2 separate regions of the Homo sapiens genome follow, and region 1 is linked to region 2. The links are chromatin contacts, found by Hi-C or POLR2A ChIA-PET in ENCODE. All regions are on one chromosome and are shown on one strand. The core of a region is the stretch at or near the end of the contact, and the rest is flanking DNA. Distances in the headings are between cores, read along the strand shown.

What was found. A loop is a pair of places that touch in the nucleus more often than their neighbours do. ChIA-PET counts read pairs that join two places held with the same protein, here RNA polymerase II (POLR2A).
Region 1: a map of gastrocnemius medialis shows a loop between it and region 2 (2.5-fold over the local background). The contact joins two enhancer-like sites. A Hi-C loop is called at or near these places in 1 of 168 maps with a recorded cell type or tissue (gastrocnemius medialis). POLR2A ChIA-PET finds 5 or more read pairs at or near these places in 2 of 52 experiments (AG04450 and Panc1).

Annotation. Positions count from the first base shown.
Region 1 is chr7:18,571,329-18,578,209 of GRCh38, reverse strand. The region is part of intron 2 of HDAC9 (histone deacetylase 9); the gene reads right to left. Among named protein-coding and RNA genes, the nearest start is that of HDAC9, 79 kb to the right of the region's middle. RefSeq lists enhancers at 3,440-3,978, 3,979-4,517. Within about 2 kb of position 4,714, at least 6 of the 41 ENCODE cell types and tissues checked have a DNase peak (open chromatin) inside an H3K27ac peak, as active enhancers do; they include gastrocnemius medialis, where a contact is called at or near this core.
Region 2 is chr7:18,453,729-18,460,986 of GRCh38, reverse strand. It overlaps a transcript of HDAC9 not described here. Among named protein-coding and RNA genes, the nearest start is that of HDAC9, 38 kb to the left of the region's middle. Within about 2 kb of position 1,951, at least 4 of the 41 ENCODE cell types and tissues checked have a DNase peak (open chromatin) inside an H3K27ac peak, as active enhancers do; they include gastrocnemius medialis, where a contact is called at or near this core.

The DNA.
Region 1 (6,881 bases), core at 3,465-5,964, 110 kb before region 2:
CAAAGCCCAAACATTTTCCCTCAGTTTGTGGAGGTCACTCACCATCTTGTTTCTCTGGCTCCAAAATCATAAAATACCCACAGTTCCCTGCAGCTGCTAGGTCTGGAGCAGAGCACTCTGGGAAAGGGATCTTTGGGATTCTAGCTCCCAAAAGTCAAGCTAAGCTGGTGGGGATGGAGATAGAGATGGAGGTGGAGGCAGAAGTGGGGGCGTGAGTGGGGAGGATGTGTGTGTTTTGGGGAGAGGGGACAGCTGCCAAGGTTTTTAAATTTTTTTTAACAAGTCCTTTTTTTCAGTCTCATTCTTTCTATCCATGTTATGTATTATGGATTGGGTTTCATAAATACTGTTTGCCCCAACAAATTTTACCACAGACGAGTTTCACCGACACCTCTCTAGACTTATCTCTTGCTACCTTTTTGGGGGGCTAAACCACTGTCTCTTAACACATAGTTTCCTTCCTGCCTTTTACACTATGTTTCTTGCCCATGTCTTCCTTCTTTATCAACTTAATTCAACAAACATTTTTTGAGCATATGCTATTACTCTGCTAAATACAATGGAAATAAAAATAAAAAGTATAATGTGGTCCCTGCTTGCCAAAGCTCACATAAAGTACATATAAAATGGGGTTGGGCAGGGTAGGGCAAGGTAATCAGGTTCTGAGAATAGGAGAAAGGCATGAGACAGGCATCCAACTGAAAAATAATGTCCTATGTTATTTGTTACAGAGAAATTTTGAAAAAGAGAAACCACTGATTATTTCAGGTCGAGTCAGAAAAGGCTTCACAAAGAAAGCATGTTTGCCTAACCCTCCCTATGCCACCAAAAACACAGAGACGTGAACTCAGAGCAGAAGAGCATGTACACAGGAACAGGAAAAGAAAAAGGAAACTGCAAATGACTTGTGATTGGACTCTACAAGGCACAGGTGGAATGAAAGGTCAGAAAGGTAGGCAGGAGACTTGGTTGTTTCACAAAACAAGCAGTGTGGCAGAAGCCATGGCCACCACTGTCAGAGAGACAAGTTATTCAACCCCTCAGCAGCCTCTGAGTTTATTCCCTTACAAAATCTGGCCTATTTAGTTGTGAGATGTAAATGAGACTAAAAAAAGTTTCCCTTATCTTATTCTGTGAATGCTAATTGACATACTGACATCAAATGATTTAAAGTAGAATAAAGGCATGAAGGAACAGTTTATGTCTGGTGGAAGTATGTCATGGAATGGGAAACTAATGGAAAAGAGTCTCTCTCTCTCTCTCTTTTTCTCTCTCACTGCAGATCCCTTCCATTCCTAGGGCTTTGCTTCCTCTATGTTGACAATTCTATCTCCAGCTTAAACATCTATTCCACCAAATGTGCAACTCATATGTACAGGTACTACTGGGATTCTCTTTAGCTGTCTCTTACTGTTCTTTTCTCCAGTATCCCTGTATTTTTTTTTATCATTGCAGACACAAGAGAAACAGAGAAGTGATAGTGACTCCTCTCTCTTTTATTATCTAATTGATAGAAATTATCTTTCCTACTCCTGATTTTTTTTTTTTTTTTTGACATGAAGTCTCACTCTGACAGCTGGAGTGCAGTGGCGCGATCTCGGCTCACTGCAACCTCTGCCTGCCGGGTTTAAGTCATTCTCCTGCATCAGCCTCCCGAGTAGCTGGGACTACAGGTGTGCACCAGCATGCCTGGCTAATTTTTGTATTTTTAGTGGAGATGGGGTTTTACTACATTTGCCAAGCTGGTTTTGAACTCCTGACCTCAAGTGATCCTCCCACCTCTGCCTCCCAAAGTGCTGGGATTACAGGGATGAGTCAGCCCGACTGGCCCCTACTCCTAAATAGTTTTTGAAGCCATCAAGGTCTCTCTGCCACTGCTGCCTGTTTTATTAAAGCACTTCTGTTACGTTCCTGGCTAACACTCATCAGTGGAGCCTCCGTCTCTAACATGGCTGGCCTGTTTCTCCATAGTGTGCTTTCTCTGTATATTTCCAGCCTCAATAATACCTGTCCTCCACTCACTCAAGCCACACTGATTTTTCAGTTCCTTAAACATGTTATGCACTCCAGGGTCTCAGAGATTTTCCATATGTGTTCTCTCTTCCTAAAACCTTTCCCCCAATACCAACACATTTCTCTAGATTAGTCCTATCCTTCATATCTTAGCTAAAACATGATTTAATATAGATGTTTTTCTGAGTTTTATTTAATTTTCCCATTAAATTTCTCAGTTCTTTTCATAACATTCATTTGTCTATCTTTACCACTATTCCAAATTTCATGAGGGCAGAGACTATGTTTTCAGTGCTTAGTACAACATGAAAACATAGTAAGGCCTCAGTGCATGTGTGGTGTGAATGAATGAATGAATGAATAATAGTCACAAGATTATGGGAATAAAATTAGTAACACATGTGCACATCTGCATGTATATGTTCACATACACACATACCCGATTAAAATCCTAAAGCAATTACTTACTGGGCTTTTTGACTGTTTGAATTACAAATATATGCTGTTTTACTAGTTAAATTTCTAAGTTAACACATTTCTGGCAACACTGCGTAAGTATTTGAAAACAATCTGAAAAGTTTTTCCACCCAAGGTGTCATTTTGCATTTCCTAGACTCCACTGTATCTCTTAAAATTCAATGTGCTGACACGTGACAACATGGAGTAAGTGAACACTGAGGAAAATAAAACTTACCCATTCATGCTGTTTGCTTCAGTAGGGATAACCCAGTATAGGTCACACCGTGAATTATTTAAATAATAATGGCTAATTCATGATTGAATACTCCATGTTATATTACTGAAAATTACACCAGAACTGGTAAGCTGCAAGCTAAGCTAAGATTTTTTTTCAAATCTTCCATTTTAAAGATAAAAATTAAATTAATAAATGTAAATATAAAAGGTAAATCCTTTTAAAGTTAATCAAAATTCCTTGACATTTTAGCTAAAATAACCAACAGTTGAATCTTTTTTGAGACATGCTGAAATGCTTATTACTGAAGGCTCTTCATTAAAATGTGTAGTCTTGAAAGGCAACTTTTTTCAGGAAAAGTAAATTAAGAAGTTTGAATTTGCTATCACCAAAAATAGAAAATGGGAAAACATGTGATGGCAGTGGCTGGCCTGTCCAGAAGGGCTGCTGCCATGACACCAGCTGCAGTGGGGGCGGGGGCTGCCCACTCCATGGAGCCCGCAGGAGCTGGGAACAGGCGGGAGCCTCACCCGCTTTCGAGTTGAGGGGCAGAAGCCCCACCCTCCGGGGTGCAGCTGCAGCTATGGACCCAGGCATCCCTGCGCACAGTCGGGGACCTGGTAGGTCCTCTGCTCCCCACAGGCTTGGAAGTGCCTGCTGTCGCTGCCTGGCCTCTCCATGCTCCCAGCACTCGCTCTGATTTTGAAGCAAAGTTCAGGCCAAGCCCAGGCACTGTCGCAACCCGGCTGGGTATGTGCATGCTCAGGGCAGCACTGACACGCCAGCCCCCTGTCGTCTTGGCCTCCTTTGGACTTGGGCACCAAAGAGCATGAGTGGGAGATTGAGGGCAGCTCAACAGGGGCCTGCAGGCGCCCTTCGGCAACAGCCTGGGAACCGTGAACAACATGACTGATGGCGGCAGGAGGCAGACAAGCTCCTGGGCAGAAAGGGGAGGGTACCTGGTGAAGCCCCACCTTCAAGCCAGGGACAGCCAAAATCCTGGGGGCCAGGCTGTCAGTTCCGTGGACCAGAGTGAGAACTTATGGTGCTTTATCCAGGCCCACCCATGGCCGTCCATGGACCAATTAGCACATACTTCCCCTCCTCTGAAGCGCATAACGACCCTGGACTCAGCCAGACTGAGGCAGAGGATGGGACGACCTGCTTGCCGATAGAAGCTACCCGTTCTAGGTCACCTCTCCACTGAGGGCTGCACAGATGTCTGGACTACTGACTGGGGGAAGGAGCTACCCACTGTGGGTCTCCTCTCCACTGAAAGCTGGACACGTGTTGGGATGACCTGCCTGGAGAAAGGAGCTAACCACTGTGGGTCTCCTCTCCACTGAGAGCTGGACACTCGTCAGGATGACCTGCTTGCAGAAAGGAGCTGCCCACTTTGGGTCTCTTGAGAACTGTTCTGCCAATCAGTGAAGCTCCTCTTCGCTTTGCTCAGCCTCCAGCTGTCCGCATACCTCATTCTTCCTGGGTATGAAACAAGAACTCGGGACACATCAAATGGTGGGACTAAAAGAGCTGTTAACACGAACAGGGCTGAAACACACCCTCCCGCTTGCCATGTTGTGGGCGATGAGAAGGGGAGAAGAGCTGTGGCCCTTTGGGGAGCCCAGGCCCAGGGGCTCCCTGAGCCAGGGGGCTGTGACACTCTCTTTGGGGTTCAGTGGTTCCAGGCATCTCCAAGCTTCTGGGTGCCACCATGTTCCCCTCATCCAGACACGGATGCCCATAGCAGAAGCCGCGTGCAGTACATGTGCTCCAGCCTCAGCCTCCTCACATGGAGCTGGCACCTGTGTTGTTGCCTGGAGCTGCCTGCCCCACCACAGCAGCCAGTGTGCCCAGCTGTGTGCAGTGGCTAGACCCTGCACTCAATCACACACACACCCCTCACCGCTCCACGCCTTGCTCGTACTTGGCAGGTGTGGGTTCTGGGCTGGCAGCACGAGCCGAGTGCAGCCTGTTGAGCCGAGTGGGTGGAAAGAAACGGGCACTAGCAATACTCAGGCAGAAGGCACCACCTGTCACAGAGGTTTCTGGCTGATGAAGCAACGCCCTAGCGATCCCTAGACACAAACAACATAGCCTCAGTTTGATAACAATACTGCCCAAATTGGACTTTAGTAATGCAGATATTTTTAGCTGCTTTTCCACTAGTTACGATAACATTATCGTGGAATAAAAAGAATTACTAAATTATCAAACATGAAAAGAATCATTTTATAACAAGAATTATTTAAATTGATTAATCCAGAAATACAATTCTCCCTCACAGTGATTCTGTTCAAGTTATCCATGTCTTTAGTTTCTTAAAGTCAACTACTACATGGCATAAATGAAAAGGAAAAAAATGCAAAAAGCAACCTGGGCTTTGATTTACTATTCTCTTATTTCCCAGGGGTCTGAACAGGAAACAAAAATAACCGCAAATGACTAAAATATCAGTAGGCCTTGAAATATCAACATTTAAGTTAAAGCAAGCTAACTTCTTAATCAAAGCCTTTACTATTTTGATTTACTTAATCCAAACTCCCTGTCTGCAAATATGCTTTTGAATTAAGCAGTCATAACAAACCATAACACAAACATGAACTGCTAACTAATCTGTAATGGCCACTTAGTTCTAAAGTATCGCAATGTTTGCTAGTTCTTTACTATTTAAGAACTGAGTAAAAGCTTTATTCAGCTCCTTGCACTACGGAAACAAAATCAAGCCAATTTATGGGACTCCAAGGTAATAGAAGCTAAGAACCTATATATTAGTTTGTAATCCATATTATTTTGTAATTTGAGATTAAAATTCAATTTGATATAAATGTACCTAAAAATGAAATCTTGAGAAGATTCAAAATTTTAATGTTTTAAAATAGAAAATATAGGTAATAATATAAAAGAGTTACTTCTGTGGCCAGATCTAATACTCTTCCTCTGGGATCTAAAGTAAATTCACTTCTAAAGGAACTACGAGGAAGATGGTGCAAACCGTCCCCTTTCCCGTATTTTTTTCTACAACTTATATATTCTTCTAGGTCACAGACAAATACTTGGAGTTATAAGGAAATCCTCTGCCTCAAATATAGGGTTTCATAATGAGAGGGAAGTTTTGTTAGTCATTTGAAATAGCTATTTGTCATATTTGAATATGACAAATAGTCATATTTGTGAATATGACATATTTATGAATATGACAAAATAGTCAAATTTCAAATTTGACTATTTCAAATAGCTATTTCAAATGACTAACAAAACTTCCCTCTCATTATGAAACCCTAATATTTGAGGCAAGGGATTCCCTTATAACTCCGGAACCTAGTATATTATGTAGCTTATACTGTAAGTTTAATAAATATTAGTTGAATAAATGATTTTTCTTAGCAAATATCCTTCTCTAACAACATTCTTTCTAAACATATTACTCAGCAAATAAACTTTTTCAAAAATGTGTTCCCACTCTTCTATCAGGAATTCTTGCTTACAAAAAGTACATCATTATGTGCTATTTTGACAGAAAAAAAAAAAAAAGTTTCATTGGTTCATGCCTCCTGCCACCAGGAAACAATTACCTTTAGCCAGCACAAAACAGTTGAATATTTTCTGAAAGCCTCAATGCTTAATATGTTTAAGACAACAACATACATGAAAATATGCGGGAAAAGTAGGAGAAACAAAGCTGAAATGCCATGTGTGATATACCTTCCTTCTTTTCTTCTGCGATTCAGACCATGTCTTTGCCTTTTCTCTGCTCTAATCTTTTCAGTCCTGCATAACAGGAATAGGGTTTCAACCAATGCATCTTACCTCTTCTCCAGAATTTAGCTGTTTTCTAGTTCTGAGTAAATCTTTATTACCAAAAAAAAAAATAAAAAATAAAAAATAAAATAAAGTTTTAAAGCCCCACTGAAACTCCTAATATAGGACTGCACTGGCTTTTAGAAAAGAAAAACATTTCTTTAAACGGCTGGATATTTTCTTATTTTCTTCAAATAAAATCTTACGAACAGTTCCAACATATAAAACCAGCAAAAGTGGAAATGTTTTAGAAAAGACGGAGAGGAGGAACCAAGGTTCTATCCACTCACTTCCTCCGCTATTCCTTTCCCCCAGGGAATGCAGGCTCCATGGAACTCAGTTTGAAAATCAGTGTTATAAGGGCATTATTTGT
Region 2 (7,258 bases), core at 702-3,201:
CTTCTCTAGAAATCATTGCTTATTTTCCAGAGCCTATTAAATAGGTTGAGTTGCAAAATGTTAGTCACAGTAGATCATTAGGTTGTTTTAATAATTTTTCTGCTCAATCTACCTTACAGGAAAACATAGTCTTTCCCTTCAAATACTTTCTATTTGGGTTCAGGATAATCCACTCCTTTTTTTTTTTTTTTTTTTTTTGAGACAGAGTTTTGCTCTTGTTGTCCAGGCTGGAATGCAATGGCGCGATCTCAGCTCACTGCAACCTCCACCTCCTGGGTTCAAGGGATTCTCCTGCCTCAGCCTCCCGAGTAGCTGGGATTGATTACAGACATGTGCCACCACGCCTCGCTAATTTTGTATTTTTAGTAGAGATGGGGTTACTCCATATTGGTCAGGCTGGTCTCCAACTCCCAACCTCAGGTTATCCACCCGCCTCAGCCTCTGAAAGTGCTGGGATTACAGGCGTGAACCACTGCACCTGGCCCCAGGATAATCTACTCTTAATACAATAGAATGAATTCGAATTCCATAAAATACAGAAACCTTTGAATTTTGGTCCTCAAATGCAGTTGCTATTTACCATAATTCTACAAAATTTTATATAATTGAAAAAAATATTGTTTATTCTGCCCTGAAACCAAGCTTAGCCCCTGTCAAAAGATTTGTTTCCTCTCTATAATTCCACACAGGTTAAACTACAAACACAAGTACAAATAATGCTATAAATTATCATCAGTATGGTGATGGGCTGGAATTATACCTTCTACTCATGAACAACTATGATTATTAGAAGCAAACATAACTTTGGGAGGCTGAAGCAGGAGGATCACTTGAGGCCAGGAGTTGGAGACGAGCCTGGACAACACAATGACATCCTGTCTCTACAAAAAGTCAAAAAGATCAGTGGTGCGTGGTAGTACATGTCTGTAGTCCCGGCTACCCAAGAGGCTGAGGTGGGAAGATTGCCTGTGCCCAGGAATTTGAGGCTCCAGTGAGCCATGGGTGATGAGCAGAACCTCTGTCTCGAAAAAAAAAAAAAAAAGCAAATCTGTAGGCTAACATTTCCAAAACCCTTAACTTCATCCATAAGCAGTATGCAAACTGACTATCTGAAATACTTGATATAAGAAAAGCTTGATATTTAAAGTGGAATAGATGGATGCCTTTCTTAAATATGAGGACAGGAAGAAAAGCTGTAAGAAAACCAAAAGGGAATTTCCTTTCACTTTAATAAGGAAGTTATATGATGTAGCCCAAGGGGACACACTATCCTTAGAGAACTCTACTAGGCTCCAGCATAATCCCCCAAATCTACACTTGCAAATGTTAATTTGTAATTTGAATACCATGAAAATTAAATCATCACCCCAGGCAGGACGATTTACTGGCAAGGGAGCAAAAATTGAAGGCTAAGGGCTGTTTTCTGTGGTTGCCATTAGTCAATTACAGTCAGTCAAAGGAAGCTTACATTACCTGTTATAAAATTGCTTCCCCAGAAGACAAATGCTTTAAAAAAAAACTAGAAAAATAAAGCATCTGAGCATGTAAACTACCAAAATGCTATTTATTTACTCACCATTTTTGTAGAAAATTTTTTCACTTACCAGTTTAATATAATTTTATGCTTTCCTATCAAATTCCCACTCCACTATAGTATCCTTCTATTACACTTTTCTGGGAAGAGGAGTTAATTCTTAGCATTTTAACCTCAGTCTGGTTTATCTGTTAAAACTTAGTAGGAAGTAACAGATATCAGGCAGTTGTGGCTAAGGAGAGGAAGGAATGCAGGGGCCTAAGATAAAAAATTATAACACGAGTAGAGAGGGGTAAAAAGACCCCAAGATATGTCTAATCGATCTGAGTTTTGCCCAGCTGGTAACCTGCTGGTAACCTGCTTCTCTGACTCATGCCAACTCCGAACAGCAACCTCTTGGTCAGTAGCCCGTGGCAAAACTGGGTCAAGCATATCTTGGCCAAGTTGTTGCTGACCGCAGCTTTGACCAATAGCCTGGAAAAGGAAGTCACCCACTCATGTTCAGCTCTACTCCCAAGAAACCAAAGAAAAAGGATAAGGTCTGGTTCTACCTGGGAAGATCCTACAGCAGCCACAGAATAGCACCCATGGTACAAGGTTCCACATGAGGTCTGTGGGGATAAGAAAGTCAGGTTGAAGAAGGAAGGACCCTCCATGGGAGTTGGAGTGACAAGCAAGAGCCACCACCTCCAGCTCTCTCTTTGTTACTACTCTGAGTAGAGGTCTACAGCTTATCATTTATTAATCGAAGTTTTGCCTAGTTAAGCCACAAAAAAAAGTTTTGATAGCAAGATATTATTTTGTGACCTTTCGCCATGATACAGAACACTGCAAAAGGAAACCAAAATTCATCAGTTAAAACACAGTAGCATTGGCTATGAACTTTTAAATAAATTCAATCTTTGTGAATTGTTATCCAGTACTTAAAAGGACAATAAATCTTACTTCCTTTGGAAACAAACTACAAGAGTATTAATAATATTAGTGGGTTACTACTGGTTTTAGCACAAACTCATCTGAATTCTATATTTATTGGTATAGCTTGGAGGTCACATAATTAGAGGGTTTTTTATGGTTTCCTAGTAACCATTTTCTATCAGAAGCATTAGCCATAGTTCACATATGCTCATCTAAGTTACCAAGCCTAAAAGAGCTCTCCTCTTGCTCATTAGATATAATGCTGCCTAGTTCAGGTTTTCATTTCAATACATTCTTTTCATCATTTTCACCTGTGAATTCTGGTCAACCATCCACGATTTAATTACCAGCACCCTGGCACTGAGAGGGTGAGCGTCTCTTTTGATAATGCAACACTTCCCTGGGGCAAAATGCCAAAGAGTTGTCAGCACAAAGGCACCTACTCTTTGATGGCAAGGCAGCAAATGTCACAATACAACAAATATGATTCAGCCTTAACGTTTTTATAAAAACCAACCCCATCTGAGGCGTGTATGGCCATACACAACCTCAGATAGTGAGAAAGAACACACGAACCAGACTCTGTAGTGTCAGTGTGTGCATTTGCATACACGTGTGTGCTTCTGGGAACACATGCAGACTCTCTTTCAATGGAAGTGATCTAACTCCCATCTGGCAGAATAAGACCCATCCAGGAACAAGGAAAAATCAATTTAGAAAGTCTTATCACCTGAAAATAGGTGATTTCAAACACCATGAAGCCAGTTTAACAATACTTTTGACTAATCAACAAAATGAAGCTCTATGTAAACTATTTTTAAAAAACTCACTAATGCCTCAACAACATCAAATTCAGTTGATATGAAAGAAAATTAATTAGAGCAGACGTTTATAACCTACAGTTTATAAAACTATTATGGCCTATATGCAGAGATCAACCAATTTGTAAATATAATGGGTCAGCTGCACAGGGGCAGACAGCAACTAATCAGAAAGAAACTCTCAATTAAAAGTTTATGAATAATTAGATTATTTTTAAAACTATATTTTGTAACTAATTTTAAAAGTTAAATTAAAATTTTGAAGGCAAATCAAATTTATAATATCTCATGAATTTTATTTCTTCACAAATATATTCACTGAAGCAATTTTATTTCTTCACAAATATATTCACTGAAGCAATTTCCCTTTCAGTTAATGACAGTTCTATTTCATATTAAATTAAAAGAGTAAGGCAGTATAAGTTGATGGGATTGTCACTGAGTGGTTCACTTGAAATACTGTAGGAAAAATGGGAGCAGAACTGCATGCACATTTTCTGGGATATGAAATGAAAAAAGCTTTATTCTCTTCTTTCTCATTAGCAAGGGTTAAGAAATGGACATGCTGAGTTAATCAAAATCTCTGAGATTCAACAAGTATCTCCAAGGAATCCTGGGAATGGAAATCTACTAGACTAAGGTCTCAGAAAAGGTAGGCACTTGAGCTCCACTGCCATCTTTCTATACCAGAAAACCTGAGTTTGAGGACAACACAATTTGTAGCAAAACTGAAGGTGGATAAAACTATGTGTGACTCCCGAGTATAGCTATATATAAAGCTGGTTCTACTTCCAGGGCCATCGTTTATGTGAGCCAATAAATACCCTGCAGCTATTTGAATTGGACATTTTTAACTTGGAACCAGAGTTCTGCATGGCACATCACTGCATATTCAATTTAGAAAATAAAAAACAATTTGAAAAATCTCTTGTGAACGAGGAACTTGCGAATCATCCCATTTAAGTAAGTACACAGTAAGGATTGTTATTCCCATTTTATAGACACAGGAAGAGAGGTGGTGTAGAGAAAATCATAACTGAAATAGAGAGGCCAAACCTTAAATTTAGTGTAATGTTATACATAATCTTATTTTCTAATATCTTCCATCAACTGTTTTTCAGGTTCATAAATCATATGAATGAAAGTGGTGAGTATATATAAGCTCAAAAACTAAAGGTGGGCTGGGCTTGGTTGCTACCACCTGTAATCCCAGCACTTTGGGAGGCCGACGTGGGTGGATACCTGAGGTCAAGAGTTCGAGATCAGCCTGGCCAGCATGGTGAAACCCCATCTCAACTAAAAATACAAAAATTAGCCAGGCATGGTGGCATGTGCCTGTGTCCCAGTAACTTGGGAGGCTGAGGCAAGAGAATCACTTGAACCCGGGAGGTGGAGTTTGCAGTGAGTGGAGATCACACTGCTGCACTCCAGCCTGGGCAACAGAGAAAGACTCTATCTCAAAAAAATCAACCAACCAACCAATCAAATCAAATCAAAAGTAAAGTTGGACAAATAATGCAAATGACTTAATTTATGGTAGAATGAAATTATTTTATCAAAATTTGTTCTAGCTCAGCTGTAATTATTTTACCTAATACGATCAGCAAGGAAATAAAATGTGCTGGGGACCCTATTTATGTAATATGTCATTACATTTCTATCCCAAGAAAATTTTAGAGATGGAAACTCACAAATATTTTAAGGAGTTAAATCTCCCTAGCAAGTAAAAAAGCTTCTTCTGTTTCTTTTAGAAATAATTTCCTTGCTTCTTTATTTTATCCTTTGGTTTCAATGTTTTCTGGTTATAGCTGATGTCAAGGTTGGCACTAATTGATGATAAAGGAACATTTTTAAACAGCAAGGAAAACACATTCTAAAGATGCTTTATAGCTTTCAGTAATCTAATTTGTGGGAAATGGAGAGAGGAGTACCACAGAGTGCTTTTCAATAATTTATGGTGGAGATTCACCTTCTAAATTTAGAAACATAATTTGTGACCCAACTGTGCTGTGAATCTATTGGTGTAATTAGATGGTTGGCTACATCCCCAACCCAGTCCATTCTTGCACTGTCTTCTGGGTGTGCAACAGATTTTGTGCTTCAATCCATCCTTTGGAAAATGATTAAATAAAAATCGTTCATTTATGTTTTTAAAATACGATTATAATCAACACTGAGACCTGGCTGGCAGATTCTCACTGTAAGAATTGTTCCTTCTCAGTTTGGAAAAAAAGATAAATACCAGTAACAAAATTCTTTTTCCATTTCATTTAAATGCTGTAATTATACAGGATTCTTCAATTGTGTAATGAAATCAATGTCCTGGCTAAAATTACACAAAAAAATGAGAAAAAGGGACAAGGATATCATAGCCATAAATATTTCCAGTAAAAGGTTTACAGGATTCTTTGGGTTTGACTTAACTTTTTTTTTAAAAGCTATTTCAAATATCAACTTGAACTTAAACTGAAAAAACAGAACTAATTTTATCTTTATTTACATGACTATATACAAGCTACAGAATATTAAGTTTCTTAGAGCAAACAGGAAGATATCTGGCTTTTTTACTACACTTATTTCTATGTCCCTGTCTCCTTTTTATTATCCAAATATTGGGCTTTAAATAAAGTAAAAAAATATTCAGTTTTCAAAAAGAAAAAAGAAAGAAAAAATCAAGACCAAAGGCAGCTGTGAATTATGTGAGACCTGTATGTTCAGAGACACCTTATTAGAAATCAGTTAAGATGACAGTAAATTCTGACGCCATCCTCCTCCATTTTTAGGTAAGACAAAGCTTTTATTTTGAATATTTTCCTCAGCAAGAGCCAAGATACACAATGAAAATTAACTTATGATGTTTTCCTTTACAAAGCTATAGAAAAATAATTATATTTAACCCCATAATTAGAACAACAAAACAGTTAAATAAAATTCATATAATTGGTTAATTATCCAATGCCACATTTTTTAGGATAAATGCTGAAAATAGCAGGTGCATAACAAGGTATAAGATAATTTTCTTTAGGGAATTAAAGAAAGTTTCTTGCTGTTCACAGGTTCTTCACATGGTGAGCAATAAGAAAAGTAAATAAATAAATTTTATTTTACCTTATAATGATGTATGTTTCTAAGTTGCTTTCAAGAATATATTATGTTGAGCTTACTCTAACATAAAGAAAGGATTTGGAATTAGAAACCCAAGTACTTGGGTTTGACTTCCAACTCCACTGGCTTTGTAAACTAGAGTAACTTGTTTAAATTTTCTGAGCCACAGTAGCCTTACATAGGAAGTGAAGACAGTACTTGACCTATTTATATTACCAAGTAAAGTATCTGAAAACATAACACTTTGCAAATTTTAAAGTGCTATTCAAATATAAAACACTGCTATTATAAAGTATTCTAGAGTTTTAATCTCAAAATTCGAGTGACCTACCTAAAATTATAAGATTAATTACACTGTCCAAGAAGAACTTCAATTTTTTGAGCCCAAAAGTAAAAAAATCTCTGATTTTGTAAATCTCCAGTATTTTGATAAGATTAATAAATGTATCGGACAATTCCTAGATCTTTTTTGTTACATCTAAGCTGGCTTTTAGTAATTCCATAATTAACACTTCAGAAAATTTTAGCAATTCTATAATTATTAATTTAGGCAATTATACTTTGGAATAATATGTCTGTTTTCGCATTAGATTATGAGGCTCTCAGTGCATAATCTAATTCCGAGAATATCTTGGTACTTGCTAAATAAATATTTCTGCAACTGAATTGAAAAGGAACAATTTCCCCATTTATTCAAGGCTCCTGAGTCCCTTCCCTTTTGTCTTTGGGCAATTCTAAATGAGACTCTGGTTTTCATCTGTAGATTGCTTTAGCAAGTGTACTGTTTGATTTAGATCATATTTATAAATATTGATAATTTAGTTCCAGATACCTGCATAAAATATCTGACATTTACTTATTTGTAATAATCTATACAAAA